2 separate regions of the Homo sapiens genome follow, and region 2 is linked to region 1. A link is a loop called in an ENCODE intact Hi-C map of the cell type or tissue named here. Cell type or tissue: mammary epithelial cell. All regions are shown on one strand. Links, peaks and the distances in the headings refer to the core of each region. The heading gives the core; the rest is flanking DNA. Region 1 overlaps PTCHD1-AS (PTCHD1 and PHEX antisense RNA). Region 2 overlaps PTCHD1-AS (PTCHD1 and PHEX antisense RNA).

Region 1 (2,825 bases), core at 142-2,641:
TCACCATGTTGGCCAGGCTGGTCTCGAACACCTGACCTCAGGTGATCCACCCGCCTCGGCCTCCCATAGTGCTAGGATTGCAGGCATGAGACACCGTGCCTAGCCCAAAACTTTTTATGATATATTAATAATATGTTTGACAAAGCAAATACTTTCAGTGTAATTATTCACATTGACTGAAAGAATCCTTTACTACAGCCCTCTATCTTATTGCTCACATAGATGATTCATTAAAAATCTAGATATATAGATGGCTAGACATGAATGTGGTATGGTTCTCAGAGCATAAGGTCTCCTAGATGGAGTAACGGAGGAGCATAACCTCTCCGTTACTCAAGGACTACTCTTATGCCTCCATCTCTAACTCATGGGAGGAATAGGAACATTGAACAGAGATTTGGTGCCTTCCTTTACTCACAGCTTGTACACAACTCACTGTGATGGTGATGTGTTTAGCCTGTGAACCTATGTAACAGAACTCGACAGGCAAAAAAATAGTTTCCTTCCACATTAAAAAGCAAACAGTGCAGCCATAGAAAAGAACGAGATCATGTCTTTTGCAGGAACATGGATGGAGCTGAATGCTATTATCCTCAGCAAACTAATACAGGAAAAGAAAACCAAATACTACGTGTTCTCACTTATAAGTGGAAGCTAAATGATGAGAGCTTATGAACACAAAGAAGGAAACAACAGACACTGGGGGTCTACTTGAGAGTGGAGGGAGGGAGGAGGGAGAGGAGCAGAAGAGGTAACTATCGGGTACTGGGCTTAACCCCTGGGTGATAAAATAATTTGTATAACAAACCCCCATGACATGAGTTTTCCTATGTAACAAACCTTCACATGTACCCCCAAACCTAAAATGCTAAAAAAAAACCAAAAAACACCCCAAAACAAAAAAATCTTTACCCCCAAAACCAAATAAAAACCCCCCTTGTTTTATCTAAATCATTATTAAATGCAGTCCTTCCTTAAAATTTTTACATTTTGTTATATTTACATAACGATAAAATCATTTCCCACTTGATATAAGAACAAAAATCTGTTAATTCATTATATTATTAGAATAAGCAAATTAATTACTGCTAACATCAAATTCATTTTAATTTCCATGACCGTCATATAGAGTTCTATACATAGAGAGTGGAACTCCACAATGAAAACGTGCTTAACTCTTTTTATTTCCTCCTCACAGCATGTTCTGCTTTAATGACATATTGAGGGAATAAAATACATGGAATTTTATTCTAGTATCAAGTGAGATTTTAAAATATATGTGAAAATATTTGATAAATGCTTTTTTTCCTAATGGGTGCACTTAGAAATTATAGTTTTAGGTATATTTATATTTTGGCCATATAGTCTCTTAAATAAGTAAAACAAAGCATACTGTAACAAACTATTTTGGTCAAAACTCTAAACAGTATATAGACTTCAAAATAACTTACTCAAAATTCATGAGATTTAGATTTCATGCTCAACTTATCAGGAGGAAACACATCCAAAATAGAAGTGGGTTGACTCTATAACTTCTACTCAATGGCTATATCTACATAACTGTGAATTAAAACAAACAAAAAACAAAAGCTAGAAAACTGAAATTGGTTCTTAGTCATTATGTCTAGTTATGACAAATCGAGACACTATGAGATGATTTTCTCCTCCGGAAACCAGGCATTCAAAGACTTCCAGTGACTCAGGATGGGAGTGTACAGAAGAGAAAAGAGGAACGAAGAAAGCACTGATGCAAGAAGACACAATTCATCAATTCATAACCACACCCTGATCTCCACTACCATAGCATTACAGCCATGATCTCTTTCAGCCTTCTCTCTGCCACTATTGCCCTCAGTGCTGATTTTAATAGATTTTACCTCTTTAGGATGGTAGTGATGAGGAGGGATACTGAACTACCGTGATTTGCCGTGAATTTTCCTAGGAAGGGCCCCAGGGGTCTGCCATGTAAGCGTAACAACTCTTATGTGAGTGTATCTCACTTTATACACAAACACTGTAATAATTTAATGTTATACATTTCTCAACCTGATATTATTTCCCTTTGATTATTTAGGTTGCACCTACCTCATGAGAAAGATTTGGAGAAGGTGTGAAAACTTTATCCCAAATCTTAGATGCTCTATAAATGTCTTCCATTTTATAAAGGCTATCTGAAAGAGAAGCAAGGACAATTCCGAAAAATTCTTCAATTTTAGGTTTGGTCAAACCAACAATAAATACAAAGAAATGGCTTCATCTGAGTAACTGATACTTCCAAGACTTGGCCATTGCAGTCTTTTGTAGATTATATAATTTACTAGTTAGATTAAAAATTATGGCAGGAGGAAATCTTAGAATGCTTTGGCTACCTATCTACGGATACAAAACCATGGTGTATAATTCCAACCTTATTAAAGCATTAGAACATTGGTTTTTAACTCTCTATTGGATTAGGACCAGGTATACTGGCACAGCTCAGTAAAACCTAAGATTGGAAATAATTTGAAATCTCAAAGTCATTGTCACCTTACCCATTTCACCTGGCTAATTACTTCCTCTCCTTTCATACAACCCAACAAATATGTATTCACATTAGTGGGGAAAAGAAGCTCTCCCTATATTTACACAATGGAGTGATTTTTGCCCTTCTAATTAACCAGCATGAGTCAAACGTTTAAAAGGTTCCAGAAGAAACTGTGCCTTCAATTAACATTCACAGTTTCTAAATTAATCACTGCTGACCTTAACATGCAGGAGTCTTAAAGACATGTTTCACATTTAAAAAATGGTAATTTTATTCAAAGAAATCTAACTACCTATGTTTC
Region 2 (2,825 bases), core at 300-2,799, 130 kb before region 1:
TATGGGTAGGTGTAGGAACAGCAGTGGCTCCAGAGTTGCTAAAGAGAGGGTCATCTGATCAGAAGAGAATGGGTAGAGACTTATTTTAAAATTGTATTAGCATTGCAAGCCCATTGGTTTTTACTTGTATTGGAGCTGGATGAAATAGTGGGTAAAATAAGACATAAAATATGAATAGGAGGCAGCTAGGCAGGGAAGGGGGAAGAGTATTTGCTAAGTACATGTTTTGATTATCTATTACCATATAACAAACCTCACCTCCCCAATATTCCGTGGTACAAAACAACACTCTTCTATTTACAGTTATGGATTCTATGGGTCAGGAATTGGGGCAGGGCATTATAGGGAGAATGTTATATTTTTCTAAAATGTCTGGGTTTTCATCAGGAAAGACTCAACTGGCTTAAGAACTGGTGGCTGGAATCATCTGGTAGATTCTTGCCTTACATATCTGTGATGACTCAATGGCTGGGCTCAGCAGGACTGTTGAATAGAGATCTTACAAATGGCTTCTTCATGTGGCTTGTACTTCCCAGAGAAAAGTGACTGGGGTTCCAAGAGAGAACATCCAAGAGAGAGCATCCCAAGAAAGAGCATTCAGTGAGTGATCATTTCACAAATTTAAGGAAGAAACTGCAAGGCTTCCTCTGATCTACCCTTGGAAGTCACATAGCATTACTTCATCTACTTCTATTATTGGAAGAAAGTCACTAAAGACAGCCCATATTCAAGGTGGGAATTAGATTCCATCCCTCAATGGGGTAGTGGCAAGGTCATATATCAGAAGAATGTGTAGGATGGAAGATGTTGTAGCCATCTTTGGAAAATTCAGCCCATCACATCATACTAACAGAGTGTGGTGTGTTTGGGTAACAGAAAGTTAATTCTGACTGGAGCATAATGTCACCCTGAAAGACTTTATTTTACACTTACTTTTCCAGGGGCTATATTCTAGGGAACGACATTCCTTTGATTCTATAATAGGCAACCTGGTGTATTAGAGAGTTCATGGGCTGTGGAATTAAAAAAAAAAAAACCCCTGGGTTAACTTACTTTATTTTCTGTATTCATTGCACAACTATTTATTGTTCCTTCAAATGTTGTTTTTAACATATTTATGCAGAGAATAACAACGAGCTTATGGGTTGCATTCAATCCTTGGCTTGACTGGAGTCCATTATCCTTTAGTAAAAACACCTAGTGGAGAGAGGTACATTTGTGTCTACAGTTAGAAAAAAGGTAAAAGTGTTTTGAAAATCTTTGGTAACAATGGAGTAAAAAGCCCAAAGTTGATGACAGTGATCTAGGCAAGGCTGGGCCTCTTTAGGTATTCATCTTACTTGGTGTGTTCCTCTTACTTTTCTCTTGGTGTGTGTTTCTTCACATCTTTTTATGTCAGTTATATGTAAATGGTTGTGTTTGAGTCTTTACAAAGGTTTCTATGTATTTCTATGAGTCATTTTGTGGGTGTGTCCCTCATATGCTCTGTGGCAGATTGAATTTTCTAAGATGACCAAAAAATATCTCCCATCCTGCACACTTATCTACAATGTAATGTTTGCGTTTCTTCCACGGAGAGATGAGGTTTATGGTCCCTTTTTTCAAATCTTAATGGACTTGTTACTATGGTAAAAGTGATATTATATGACTTTTTAAGCTACGTTATTAAAGGTGATATGCCCATCTGGCCTTCTTGGGGCATGTGCTCTTGGGAGCCAGTCACAATGCTGTGAAGAATCCCAGCTCACGTGGAGAGGTCATGTGTAAGGGTTCCAGCTGATAGCCAGCATCAACAACCAGACATGTGAGTGAGCAAGACTTCAGATGATTCCAGCCCCCAGCTACTGAGTCATCATCATACTTTGAACTTTCCCAAGCAACAGTGAATAGAGGAGAGATGAGTTGTCCTTGCTGAGCCCTTCCCAAACTGCAAATTCATGAGTAAAATAAATGATTGCAGTTGATCTGTACCACTACATTTTGGCATGATTTGTTGTGCAGAAGTAGATGACATACATTTTCTGATTCTCTCTGTATGCCTTTCTCCATCTTGATCCCTGTATTTTATTGTCTAACTCTTTTCCATCTATATCTCTGATCCTTTTTTCTTCTTCTTCCTGCCTGTCTTTAGTTCTCTAATTTCTCTTATAATTTCTTGCCTTTTATTTCTTAACCTGCTGTAATATACAAGAGAGATAGAATTTTATATTTGGATAGTATTTTGTGCTCCCTTTTGCTAATTTTTAAAGCACAGGAGTGGAATATGTAATCTTCATTTCATTCTAAAACACAATAAAAATAAAGTTACTGCTTCTAACGAAAGCTTTTATTTTTTTGCCTTCTGAGTGTCCATGGCCCTCACAGGAATATTCTCTATCCTGCCTCTGGTGCTTCAGAACGGATGAATGTGTGGATAATGATTTCCTGGTGAATATAGTTTTCATTTTTATAACTTTATTTTTCAGCCCTTGAAAAATGGTATTAATATACTATGGTGGTGTTGTATTTCTTAAAAATATGTTGCTGAACTCTTCCTTTCTAATTCTGATAGACTAAAAAACCTGCCCTTTGGAAAGTGAAGGAGATAAATATTTTCTTTCAATGGTTCTTGAGGTAAGTAAGTTCTCCTAGCCCTAGGATAAAGGCTGAAGGATACAACTTCAGAGAGCTTGTAATAAGGCAGCCTCTGACCTGAAATCTGGAGGGCTGAGTTGAGAATATTTCGAGTCCTTCCCATGTGTGATGTTTTGGAATTTCTTATTTTCATGTCTTTATATTACCATCAGTTTTGCAAAAACTATTCAAATGCAAAACTCAAATATGTC

Evidence for each region. Peaks named below come from ENCODE experiments on the same cell type or tissue, not always from the same donor. Only the 100,000 strongest peaks of a DNase experiment are listed, where the experiment ranks them.
Region 2: it touches region 1 in a loop (11-fold over the local background); 1 of 110 quality-filtered maps calls a loop at or near these places.

The regions. Positions count from the first base shown.
Region 1 is chrX:22,524,833-22,527,657 of GRCh38, forward strand. All of the region lies in intron 4 of PTCHD1-AS (PTCHD1 and PHEX antisense RNA), which reads right to left. Among named protein-coding and RNA genes, the nearest start is that of CBLL2, 250 kb to the left of the region's middle. RefSeq lists enhancers at 1,367-2,566, 1,495-1,624. In mammary epithelial cell, for the core only: no CTCF peak of the experiment used is centred there; a DNase peak (open chromatin) is centred at 1,689; H3K27ac peaks cover 1,921 bases.
Region 2 is chrX:22,398,185-22,401,009 of GRCh38, forward strand. The region is part of intron 4 of PTCHD1-AS (PTCHD1 and PHEX antisense RNA); the gene reads right to left. Among named protein-coding and RNA genes, the nearest start is that of CBLL2, 130 kb to the left of the region's middle. RefSeq lists an enhancer at 1,436-2,635. In mammary epithelial cell, for the core only: no CTCF peak of the experiment used is centred there; a DNase peak (open chromatin) is centred at 1,847; H3K27ac peaks cover 793 bases.